2 separate regions of the Homo sapiens genome follow, and region 2 is linked to region 1. A link is a contact called in ENCODE Hi-C or POLR2A ChIA-PET data. All regions are on one chromosome and are shown on one strand. The core of a region is the stretch at or near the end of the contact, and the rest is flanking DNA. Distances in the headings are between cores, read along the strand shown. Region 1 holds the start of RNF168 (ring finger protein 168). Region 2 has its middle 32 kb from the start of NRROS.

Region 1 (5,717 bases), core at 1,045-3,544:
TATATTGCATGAGTCCCTTCTATGAAATACCTAGAATGGCCAGATTCATAGAGACAGAAAGTGGAATAGAAGGTGCCGAGGCTGGGGGGAAAGGTGAAATGGGGAGTCAGTGCCTCACGGTTAGAGTTTATCTGGGGTGATGAAAAGTTCTGGAAACAGTGGTGATGGTTACATTGTGAATGTAATTAATGCTATTGAATTGTACTTAAAAATGGTTAAAATGTCAGTTTGTTATATACATTTTGGACAATATTTTAAAAATAACGCAATATACCAAAAACCATTAAATTGCACACTTTTAAACATTTTACTGAATTTATGTTACCCAGACCGGCCTCAACTCCTGGGTTCAAGAGATCCTCCCACCTCCGCCTCCCAAAGCGCTGGGATTACAGCTGTGAGCCATCGCTCCCGGCCAACCGCACACTTTTAGTAGGTGAATTGTATGGTCTGCGAGCATTTGAATAAAGCTTTTTCTTTTAACTATTGTTTAAAAATGTTTAAAATGGCATTTTTTTACAATAAAATAAACGTATGTTTAAAAGGCAGGTACACATATAACTGTGACCAAAAAAAATTAGAAAAAAAAAAAAAAAAAAAAAAAAAAAGACCTGTCCACGAGAGAACGGAGACACCATATCCTAAGCCCAGACAGGAACCACCGCCCGGCTTATTGCTCACATTAGTGGAGGAAAGAGTCAAGGGTTCAGTTTGGGGCTCCTGAGTCTACCGGGTGCAGGGTTGAGTGATAAAAAAGCGACTTTAGCCTCGTCGCATGATTAGGAGAATCAAGAATTAAATGAATGGAGATGTATAGATAAGTAAATCAGAGGCCGGGCGCGGTGGCTCAAGCCTGTAATCCCAGCATTTTGGCAGGCCGAGGCGGGCGGATCCCTTGAGGTCAGGAGTTTGAGATCAGCCTGGCCAACATGGTGAAATCCCGTCTCTACTAAAAAACAGAAAAATTCCCCGGGCGTGATGGTGCACGCGTGTAACCCCAGCTACTCGGGAGGCTGAGGCAGGAGAATCGCTTGAAACCGGGAGGCGGAGGTTGCAGGGAGCCGAGATCGCGCCACTGCACTCCAGCCTGGAGGACGGAGCGAGATCCTGTCTCAAAAAAAAAAAAAAGAAGGCTCCAGACGGGCAATTCTTTAATTTTTAACACAACAAACACCCATCGAACACAGCGCGGGCATTTTGACAATGGACAAAATCTTGCCCTTGACTTTATAATCCATCGACATTTGGGGACCCATAAACCCCCTAACCTCTGAGAACTATTTAGACAAATACTAGTCGGGTTTTTTGGTTTGTTTTTACTTTTTAAATGGAAAAGTGATGATTCACCTTTTCAAAGACTTGCGGCTTTTGGCCAACAAACACGCCATGGTTTACTCACCCACTTCCTCTGATTCTTGGCCAGACGCTCTAAGCTTGCACTCCCTGGGATAGTGTTTTTGAATTATCGTCCACAGTTCCACGTTGACGAGAGAATTTCTTCGGGTATGGTACCGAGTCCACGACGATACCCGGCGGCGACAGAAGGGACAGCATAAACTCGCCTTTTCGACGGTCGACTGGAAGCACGGTTTACACAGCGTGTGGTTACACGGGAGGGTGACGGGCTCCACGAGGATTTCCATGCAGATCCCGCACTGGCACTCGGACAGCGAGGGGATGGCGTCTTTGGGTAGAGCCATTTCAATATGTTAGTAAAGCCGACTAAACAACGACACCTGCACGAAAAAGAATCCTATTTTCGGCCAACCACAGAGAGAGCAAAAGCAGTTTTGTGTTTCAGTATTATGCCCAGAAGCGTATCAGAATTCGGAGAACAGGAGCATCCAACACGTCTTGAAGCAAAAAGGCGCTCTCAGGGTCAGGCAAACAGGAATACCCCGGAGGGCGGCGTCTTTGTCCATTTTCAAGGCAAACGTCCCGCCAGCAAATAAATGCAGGTTTTCGTCGGAGGAGCCTGGCTGCTCCGCGGCATGAACACCGCGGCTGCGGCTCCCGGGGCAGCGAGGGGAACGCGCCAAGTCCTCTCCTCCCCTCACCCGGAAAGGATGCTCCGCTCAGCTCGGGGCAGCCGGGCCCCGGGACGCGGCTCCGGGAGGAAGCCCGGGCTCCGGCTGCAGCATAACTTCCGCTTTACCGCTGCTGCGGGGGAGACGCGCGACTCCCGTGTTCACCTTTCGGGCGCCTGGCGCAGTTTCCCAGAGCTCCGCGCCCCCGTCCCTCCTACGCAGCCAGAAACCCTATTCGTTGCGGCAGCGCAGCAGCCACCGGACAAGCGCTAGCAACGTCACAACCGCCCGCCAAAATCGCACTTCCCACCCAGAAAACTGCCCAAGGGCGAACGTTCCCGGGGCGGGACTTCCGGGGTCTGCGCGCCGCCCGCCCTCCCTCCCAGCCGGAGACGGTCCCGCCCTGGCGTCGCAGCCCCGCCTAGTGCAGCCTGGGTGGAGCCTGACCTTTCCCTGAGATTTCTGCGAGGCCTCAGACACCCCTGGTTTCTTGGTTTCTGGGTAGAAAAAGGGAAACCTCAAAACAAAATCAACAGCCAAACAAGGCCGGGTGCGGTGGCTCACGCCTGTAATCCCAGCACTTCGGGAGGCCGAGGCGGGCGGATCACCTGAGGTCAGGAGTTCAAGACCAGCCTGGCCAACATGGTGAAACCCCCGTCCTTACTAAAAATACAAAAATTAGCTGGGCATTGTGACAAGCTCCTGCAATTCCAGCTACTCAGGAGGCTGAGACAGGAGAATCGCTAAACCTGGGAGGCAGAGGCTGCAGTGAGCCGAGATTGTGCCACTGCACTCCAGCCTGGGGGACAGAGCAAAATTCCACCTCAAAAAATACAAATAAATAAATAGATAAAAGAATTGGGGTCTCACTGTTTTATCCAGGCTGGACTACAACTCCAGGGTTCCAGGGATTCTTTCGCCTCAGCCTCTGGAGTAGCTGGGTCTAGAGCTTGCAACTCCATAGCCAGCTCCGGACCTGCATTTTTTGAGGGAATCAATCAGTGTGAAGGAAGAGAAAAGAAAATCACTGTGCGTGAAAGCAGCCTTTAAGTTGTTTTGAGGCTGCTGAGAGCATTCAGGCTGGGTAGGGGATGGTTTCCAGGTTGAGAACAACGAGGAGACATCGGTCGTTGGTAGAAGTCTTTGGGAACTTTCATTTCAATGTGGGTTCAGAAACCTGTTATTGTCTGTGATAGCTCACACCTGTAGTCCCAGCACTTTGGAAGGCCAAGGCGGGAAGATCAGTGGAGCCCAGGAGTTCAGGTCCAGCCTGGGCAACATAGTGAGACCCTGTCTCTACAAAAAATAAAAAAATTAACTCGGTGTGCTGGCTCACACTTATACTCTCAGCTACTCTGGTGGCTGAGGTGGGAGGATCACTTGAGCCCAGGAGGTCAAGGCTGCAGTGAACAGTGATCGTACCACTGCACCCCAGCCTGGGTGACAGGGCAAGACCCTGTCTCAAAAAAAAGAAAAAAAAAAGAAACCTGGGACTGTCATCTGGTTGTCTACAGTAACAGTACCTTAGCTTGGAATTTCAGGCTTGTTTTTTGTTCGTTTGTTTGTTTTTTTGAGATGGCTCCTCATTCTGTTGCCCAGGTTGGAGTGCAGTGGTTTGATCTCAGCTTACTGCAACCTCCACCTCCTGGGTTCAAGCGATTCTCATGCCTCAGCCTCCCGAGTAGCTGCAATTACAGGCGCGTGCCTTGTAATACCACGTGCATTGTAATACCACGCCTGGCAAATTTTTGTATTCTTAGTAGAGATGGGGTTTCACCATGTTGGCCATGCTGGTCTCGAACTCCTGACCTCAGGTGATCCACCGGCCTTGGCCTTCCAAAGTGCTGGGATTACAGGCGTGAGCCACTGCACCTGGCCTTCAGGCTTCCTAATATGTCCACAACCTGCTTTTCCCATCGAATCTCCCATTATTCTTTTAAACATGCAACTATGATTTATTCTCTGTCATCCAAACGTTTTGCTTTCATGACATTGCTTTCTCGGTTCATCCTAAATGGGTTGCTTTGTGGCTGTGCCTACTTCAAACACCAATTTAATGCAGTTGGGCCAGGCACGGTGGCTCATGCCTGTAATCCCAGCACTTTGGGAGGCCAAGGAGGGCGGATCACAAGGTCAGGAGTTCGAGACCAGCCTGACCAACATGTTGAAACTCAGTCTCTACTAAAAATACAAAAATTAGCTGGGCATGGTGGCAGGTGCCTGTAATCCCAGCTAGTCGGGAGGCTGAGGCAGAAGAATTGCTTGAACCCGGGAGGCAGAGGTTGCAGTGAGGCCAGATTGCACCACTGCACTCCAGCCTGGGTTGACAGAGCAAGACTCCGTCTCGAAAAAAAAAAAAATTAATTCACTTCTTCCAGAGTGCACTTTTATGTGCAATTTAATGCACTCCCCACCACCAGTAATGCCCCTTTTCTAAACTCACCCAGTCATATATTGCCCAGTGATACTGATTTTTATTGCAGTTTTACTATTGAACTCCTGTATTTTGATTTCTATCTTCAGGTGCTTATGTCTTGTGTAATGGATATATTTCATGTACTTCCTCAGATTTCCTTCACTTTGTTTGCTTTCTGTACCCATAATCACTTGCTCTTTTTGGGGCTCACCAGTTGCATTTCCGGAATCTCTGGCTTCTCCTGCCACTTCTGAACAATGCAGGAGCTGACTTCTCAGAGGCTGCTAGGGCCTCGGTAATGCATGCTGGGAGGGTGGGGGGGTCACTCCCCATGGAGTAACTTTCACCAATTGAAACCAGTGGACTGACCGAGCACAATACTTAAATTCCCTTTTCTTCTTCCTTCCAAGGATGGTTTCTCCAGTGTGTCTGGAGACAGGCAAGACTGAGGGAGTGTGCCTGCTGAAAAAGCTGCTGTGTCTCTTGTGGCTCATTTTCAAGGAGGGGACAGCAAGGTAACACATCACCATGTATTACTTCACATCCTTCTCTACCTAACTTCCTTCCAGCTTTCTTCACTCTGGCTGTCCTGAATTTGTACCTCCCAAATAAAGCATCGGCACTTAATCTTTACCTCGAGGGCAGGATCCACATTTTTAATGTTTCTGTTATCCACAGTACCTAGTACATGGCATTTGGTATTCGATAAATATTATAAATAAATGGTCAAGATGTAAGAATCTCCTTTCTGGTATAAATAACTATGGTACTTCATTAGAGAACAAATACACATTAAGATACAATTTATAGGATCTCATGATGTATATTTTAGGTGTTTTTGTTTTAATTTATGAAAATAGAGATGAGGTCTCACTATTGTTACAGCTCTTACTCCCGAATTTGATGAGTTCTGAGTTGTTGTCCCATGACTGAGAAGAATGAGGTACACGGACACTGGAGAGTGAGTAAGGCAAAGTAGAATTTATTGAGTGACAGAACGGCTCTTGGCAGTGAGAGGGGACCCGAAGGTGGGTTGCTGGCCACGAGCCTGAGTCTATGGGTTTTTGTGGGCTAGAAATGGGCAAGTGCATGCTGATTGGTCTGTGGCTATGCTTGACAAAGCACCATTCAGAAATAGGCACGATAGTGTAGAGGACCAATCGCGGAAGGGTAGGTATGTATAAAATAGGTGAAGGGTAAGGACCAATCAGGAGAGAGGGTGCCAGACGAGAATGGGAGCTCTCAGTCTGGCTCATGGATTTATCCAGAACTCA
Region 2 (5,717 bases), core at 1-2,500, 170 kb after region 1:
ATATATATATATATATATATATATATATATTTTTTTTTTTTTTTTTTTTTTTTTGAGACAGAGTCTTGCTCTGTCCCCCAGGCTGGAGTGCAGTTGCACGATCTCGGCTCACTGCAACCTCTGCCTCTGGTGTTCGATCAATTCTCTGCCTCAGTCTCCCGAGTAGCTGGCATTACAGATGCCAGCCACCATGCCTGGCTAATTTTTGTATTTTTAGTAGAGATGGGGTTTCACCATGTTGGCCAGGCTTGTTTCGCACTCCTGACCTCAGGTGATCCACTTGCCTCGGCCTCCCAATGTGCTGGGGATTACAGGTGTGAGCCACCATGTCTGGCCAGAACTCTATAAAATATTTGAAGAGACTTATAGAACTCTGTAAAATACTTGAAGAGATTTATTCTGAGCCAAATACGAGTGACCATGGCCCATGACAAGTCCTGAGAACGTGTGCCGAAGGTGGTCAGGGCACGGCTTGGTTTTATACATTTTAGAGAGGCAGGAGACTTCAATCAAATACATTTAAGAAATGCATTGCAGCCAGGCACGGTGGCTCACGCCTGTAATCCCAGCATTCTAGGAGGCTGAGGCAGGCGGATCACAAGGTCAAGAGATCGAGACCATCCTGGCCAACATGGTGAAACCCCGTCTCTACTAAAAATACAAAAATTAGCTGGGCGTGGTGGGGCACACCTGTAATCCCACCTACTCGGGAGGCTGAGGCAGGAGAATTGCTTGAACCCAAGAGGCAGAGGTTGTTGTGAGCTGAGATCCTGCCACTGCACTCCAGCCTGGCTGACAGAGTTAGACTCCATGTCAAGAAAAATTAAAAAAATTAAAAACTTGCATCATATTTAAAACTCTTAACCCTGTACACACTGAGTTTGCAACCAGTATTCCCTCCCTTTGCTTCTTTCAAGGGTGTTTAGCTTATAAATGGCAACACAGCAAACCATTTTACATATAAGAACATGCAGAGCAATTCTGACACTAAGTGAGTCTGTGTCTCAGTGACTGATTAACCCTGATTGATTTGATTGATTAACCCTTAGTAACTTTACATAACAGCATCTTATCTTGCTGAGACTGAGAGAAGTTTCTTGCATCATCTCATAATCTTAAGAGAGATGGTATTGGCAGATCACAGTTCAAAACCAGTCTTCCCACAGACCTCCAAAACCTTTGTCTAGGAGAACATGGGAAGGTACACATACAGCCACATCAAATCTCAGTGGGGATAAAGCTGGCATGGACACTGCGGGGGCCTGCACACTGCTACCCCAGTGGGGCCTCCCAGTCATTGAGGGAGAAGTGGGGCCGGCATGGGGAGGGCAGAGAGAGCAAGGAGGAGGGGGAGAGGTCATGCTCTGGAAGATGGGTGTGTGCTCTCTTTTCCGGCTACTGTTTTCAGTGTGGTAAGCAAATCCCTTCAGCTGAATGCCCTGGAGAGGAAGCCCAGTGCTTCCTGTTGTCTTACCAACGCTGTAAAATGCAAGTTAGAAATAAAGCAAAAAGGGGGAAAGGGGAAAAAAATGGGAAGCTCTCCTGGCTAGATCGGAACGCCAGCCTTTAGGAGGAAACTCAGCTCACTTCTTTTCCCCGGAGATGCAGAGGAAGAGGCACACCTCACATGTGAGTTGTTTCTCAAATCAATCAGGATTCAGAAAATAATCTCTCTATATAAAAAGGGCATTTTTGGCCGGGCTCGGTGGCTCAAGCCTGTAACCCTTGCACTTTGGGAGGCTGAGGTGGGAGGATCACCTGAGGTCAAGAGTTTGAGACCAGCCTGGCCAACATGGTGAAACCCCATCTCTACTAAAAACACAAAAATCAGCCGAGTGTGGTGGTGCACACCTGTGGTCCCAGCTACTCGGGAGGCTGAGGCAGGATAATCGCTGGAACTCGGGAGGCAGAGGTTGTAGTGATCAGAGATCGCACCACTGCACTCCAGCCTGAGTGACAGAGCAAGATTCTGTCTCAAAAAAAAAAAAAAAAAAAAGAAAGAAAGAAAGAAAAAGAAAAAGAAAAGACAAGAAAAACAGCAGAATAAACAACAGAGTTGAAAGTCCTAAAAGGATGACTAAGGAGATATGTGTATGAGATACAGCCAAAGAAATACACCCACCCCCTGTTTAATGCCCTCAAAATCCTTCCATTCTGTGAGAATCTACCCCAAGGGTTTGTAGTGTTGGAAAGAATCATTTAAATATCAGATTTTGTTTGATTGCTTTGCTGCTCTGAGCATCTTAGCTGCCTATGAGATACTTCATGAGATGTAGCAGAAACATCCTGGCCCCCAGGGTAGAGTACACAGGCAGTCCTGACAGGTCACCCGGTATTCATATACTTATTTATTTATATCACCATCATTAATATACATACATTCATTTATTTTTAACATTACCATACAGCTTACCACTTACGAAAATAGCCTCTCTTTGGCTGGCATTTCACTGACAAACTTTTTTCTTCTATTTTCAAAAAGCCAATATAGCTCCATTCAAATTTTATTTGGCCATTTGCCTTCCCCACACCCCCTTCTTAGATAATGTCTTTGAGAAATCTGTGCGAAGGACTGTGTTTAAACCGTCTTCTGCTAATGACACCTCTCCTGAAATTTTCAGATTATACAAGAAACTTCTCTTAAAAGTTTCAAGCGAACCCTGACTTTCTTGATCTAGATTTCTTGAACAATATCATCTTCCTCTACTGCCTGTGTTTCACTTTGTAGAACATCCTTCCTCTGAAAGAGCGATAACAACAACAAAAATTCCACTTTGATCGTAACAGTCGATTAGAAAAGGAAATGCCCTTCAATTCTCTAACTTTTCAAAAATGTCACATGCTTTCGGCCGGGTGCAGTGGCTCACGCCTGTAATCCCAGCACTTTGGGAGGCTGAGACGGGCGGATCACGAGGTCAGGAGATCGAGACCATCCTGGCTAACATGGTGAAACCCCGTCCCTACTAAAAAATACAAAAAATTAGCCGGGCGTGGTGGTGGATGCCTGTAATCCCAGCTACTCGGGAGGCTGAAGCAGGAGAATGGCGTGAACCCGGGAGGCGGAGCTTGCAGTGAGCCGAGATCGCGCCACTGCGCTCCAGCCTGGGCGACAAAGTGAGACTCGTTTCTCAAAAAAAAAAAAAAAAAAAAAAAAAAAAAGTCATGCTTTCCTTTTGAATGCAAGTCAGTGTTGCCTCCCCAGCTCCGCTTCCTACAGTTGTCCTAACAGGAAACTAATTTTTCTTCTTTTATTTCTTTATGGCCACTGTCCTGATTTAATTTATTATTTTTAACTTTTGTGGGTACAGAAAAGTGTATTTATTTATGGGGTACATGAGATATTTTGATACGGGTACACAATGTATAATAATCACATCAGGGTAAATGGGGTACCCATTACCTCAAGCATTTATCTTTTCTTTGTGTTACAAACAATCCAAATATACTCCTTTAGGTATTTAAAAATATACAGTAAATTACTGTTGACTGTAGTCACTCTATTTTGCTATTAAATACTAGATTTTATTCATTCATTCTTTTTTTTCCCCTGAGACAGGGTCTCGCTCTGTCATCCAGGCTGAAGCACAGTGGCCGGATCTCGGCTCACTGCCTTCTCAACTTCCTCGGCTCAAATGATTCTCCCACCTCAGCCTCCTGGGTACTGGGATTACAGGCGTGCACCAGCACGCCCGGCTAATATTTTTTATTTATTTTTATTTTTTTCAAGACGAAGTCTCACTCTGTCGCCCAGGCTGGAGTGCAGTGGCTCAATCCGGACTCACTGCAACCTCCGCCTCCTGGGTTCAAGCGATTCCCCTGCCTCAGTCTCACGAGTAGCTGGGATTACAGGTGCCCGCCACCATGTCAGGCTCATTTTTGTATTTTTAGTAAAGAAAAGGTTTCACCATGTTGGCCAGGCTGGTCTTAAACTCCCAACCGCAGGCAATCTGCCCACCTCGGCCTCCCAAAGTGCTGGGATTACAGGCGTTAGCCACGGAGCCCGGCCATTTTTTAAATTTTTTGTAGAGATGGCGTCTCACTATGTTGCCCAGGATGGTCTTGAACTTCTAGGCTCAATCATTCTCCCAAATTGGCTTCCCACAGCGCTAGTAGCATAAGCCCCTGCACCCAGCCCATTGTTTCTTTTTCTCTCTTTTTTTTTTTTTTGAGACAGAGTTTTTCTCCTGTTGCTCAGGCTGGAAGGCAATGGCGCGATCTTGGCTCACTGCAACCACTGCCTCCCAGGTTCAAACGATTCTCCTGCCTCAGCCTCCCGAGTAGCTGGGATGACAGGCATGCGCCACCGTGCCTGGCTAATTTTGTATTTTTAGTAGAAATGGGGTTTCACCATGTTGGTCAGGCTGGTCTCAAATTCCTGACCTCATGTGATCAGCCCACCTCGGCTTCCCAAAGTGCTGGGATTGCAGGTGTGAGCCACCGCGCCTGCTCCATTGTTTGTAACTGTATTTTTGTACCCATTAACTATCCCAGTTCTCTCTGACCAATCACCCTTTCCAGCCTCTGGAAACCATCATTCTACTCTATATCTCCGGGGATTCAACTGTTTTACTATTTTTAGCTCCCACAAATAAATGAAAACGTGAAGTTTGTCTTTTTGTACTTGGCTTATTTGACTTAACACAATGACCTCCAGTTCCATCCATACTGTGGCAAATGACAGGATCTCATTCTTTTTCTTGGCTGAATAGTACTCCATTGTCTATATGGACCAGTTTCTTTATCCATTCATCTTTTGATGGATACTTAGGTTGCTTCCAAATCTTGGCTATTGTGAATAGTGCTGCAATAAACATGGGAGGGCAGGTATCTCTTCGATATACAGATTTCCTTTCTTTTGGGTATATACCTAGCAGTGGGATTGATGGATCAGATGCTAGCTCTATTTTTAGTTTTTGTTTGTGTGTTTTGAGACAGGGTCTCACCCTGTCGCCCAGGCTAGAGTGCAGTGGCATGAGCTCGGCTCCCTGCAGCCTGAAACTCCCGTGCTCAAGCGATCCTCTCACCTCAGCCTCCCAAGTAGGTGGGACTACAGGCATCCGCTACCATGCCCTGCTAATTTTTTGTATATTTTGTATATATATATGTATATGTATATGTATATATGTATATATAGAGAACGAGCGATGGAGTTTCGATCTTGTTTCCCTGGCTGGAGTGCAATGGCATGACCTCGGCTCATTGCAACCTCCGCCTCCCGAGTTCAAGTGATTCTCCTGCCTCAGCCTCCTGAGGAGCTGGGATTACAGGCATGCGCCACCCTGCCCGGCTAATTTTGTATTTTTAGTAGAGATGGGGTTTCACCACGTTGGTCAGGCTGGTCTTGAACTCCTGATCTCAGGTGATCCGCCCACCTCGGCCTCCCAAAGTGCTGGGATTACAGGCATGAGCCACTGCACTCGGCCCCAAATACTTTTTTTTAAAAGTTACGTTTAAAAATAAAAGAACTCTTTGCATAACGCATGTGTTCACAAATAAGAAAGTGGCATATATTAATTCAGTGGCTGAAATATAATTCTGCGTATGAAAGTACAAAGTCTTTTTTAAAATGTGCTTTATTTACTTTTGATTGCTAGTGCTTCTACTGAGGCTCTCATGGTGGGCGCAGTTCTGCAGCTATTCACCTTTCTATGGGTATTTTGGGTCTCCCACTCTCCTCCCTGTCAACCCTGCTCCAGCACCCAGCAGGTAGGACATCC

Evidence for each region. A loop is a pair of places that touch in the nucleus more often than their neighbours do. ChIA-PET counts read pairs that join two places held with the same protein, here RNA polymerase II (POLR2A). Pooled maps may share reads with other maps.
Region 2: a loop to region 1 is called in a pooled map, with 1.9 times the contacts of the local background. The contact joins the enhancer-like site here to the promoter of RNF168 in region 1. A Hi-C loop is called at or near these places in 1 of 37 single-sample maps with no recorded cell type and 7 of 50 pooled maps. POLR2A ChIA-PET finds 5 or more read pairs at or near these places in 3 of 52 experiments (A673, activated CD4-positive, alpha-beta T cell and activated naive CD8-positive, alpha-beta T cell).

The regions. Positions count from the first base shown.
Region 1 is chr3:196,501,474-196,507,190 of GRCh38, forward strand. It overlaps RNF168 (ring finger protein 168), which reads right to left and starts at 2,295. Exons shown (of 6, transcript NM_152617.4): 1 at 1,400-2,295. The coding sequence starts at 1,700. It overlaps SMCO1 (single-pass membrane protein with coiled-coil domains 1), which reads right to left. Exons shown (of 3, transcript NM_001077657.3): 3 at 5,406-5,717. It overlaps LOC105374306 (a long non-coding RNA gene), which reads right to left and starts at 579. Exons shown (of 2, transcript XR_924896.3): 1 at 1-579. It overlaps LOC105374307 (a long non-coding RNA gene), which reads left to right and starts at 3,879. Exons shown (of 3, transcript XR_924897.3): 1 at 3,879-4,738; 2 at 4,854-4,958; 3 at 5,329-5,419. RefSeq lists enhancers at 405-1,089, 1,090-1,773, 1,425-1,494, 1,535-1,624 and a silencer at 2,245-2,544.
Region 2 is chr3:196,669,146-196,674,862 of GRCh38, forward strand. No RefSeq gene overlaps it. Among named protein-coding and RNA genes, the nearest start is that of NRROS, 32 kb to the left of the region's middle. Within about 2 kb of position 1,251, at least 2 of the 41 ENCODE cell types and tissues checked have a DNase peak (open chromatin) inside an H3K27ac peak, as active enhancers do.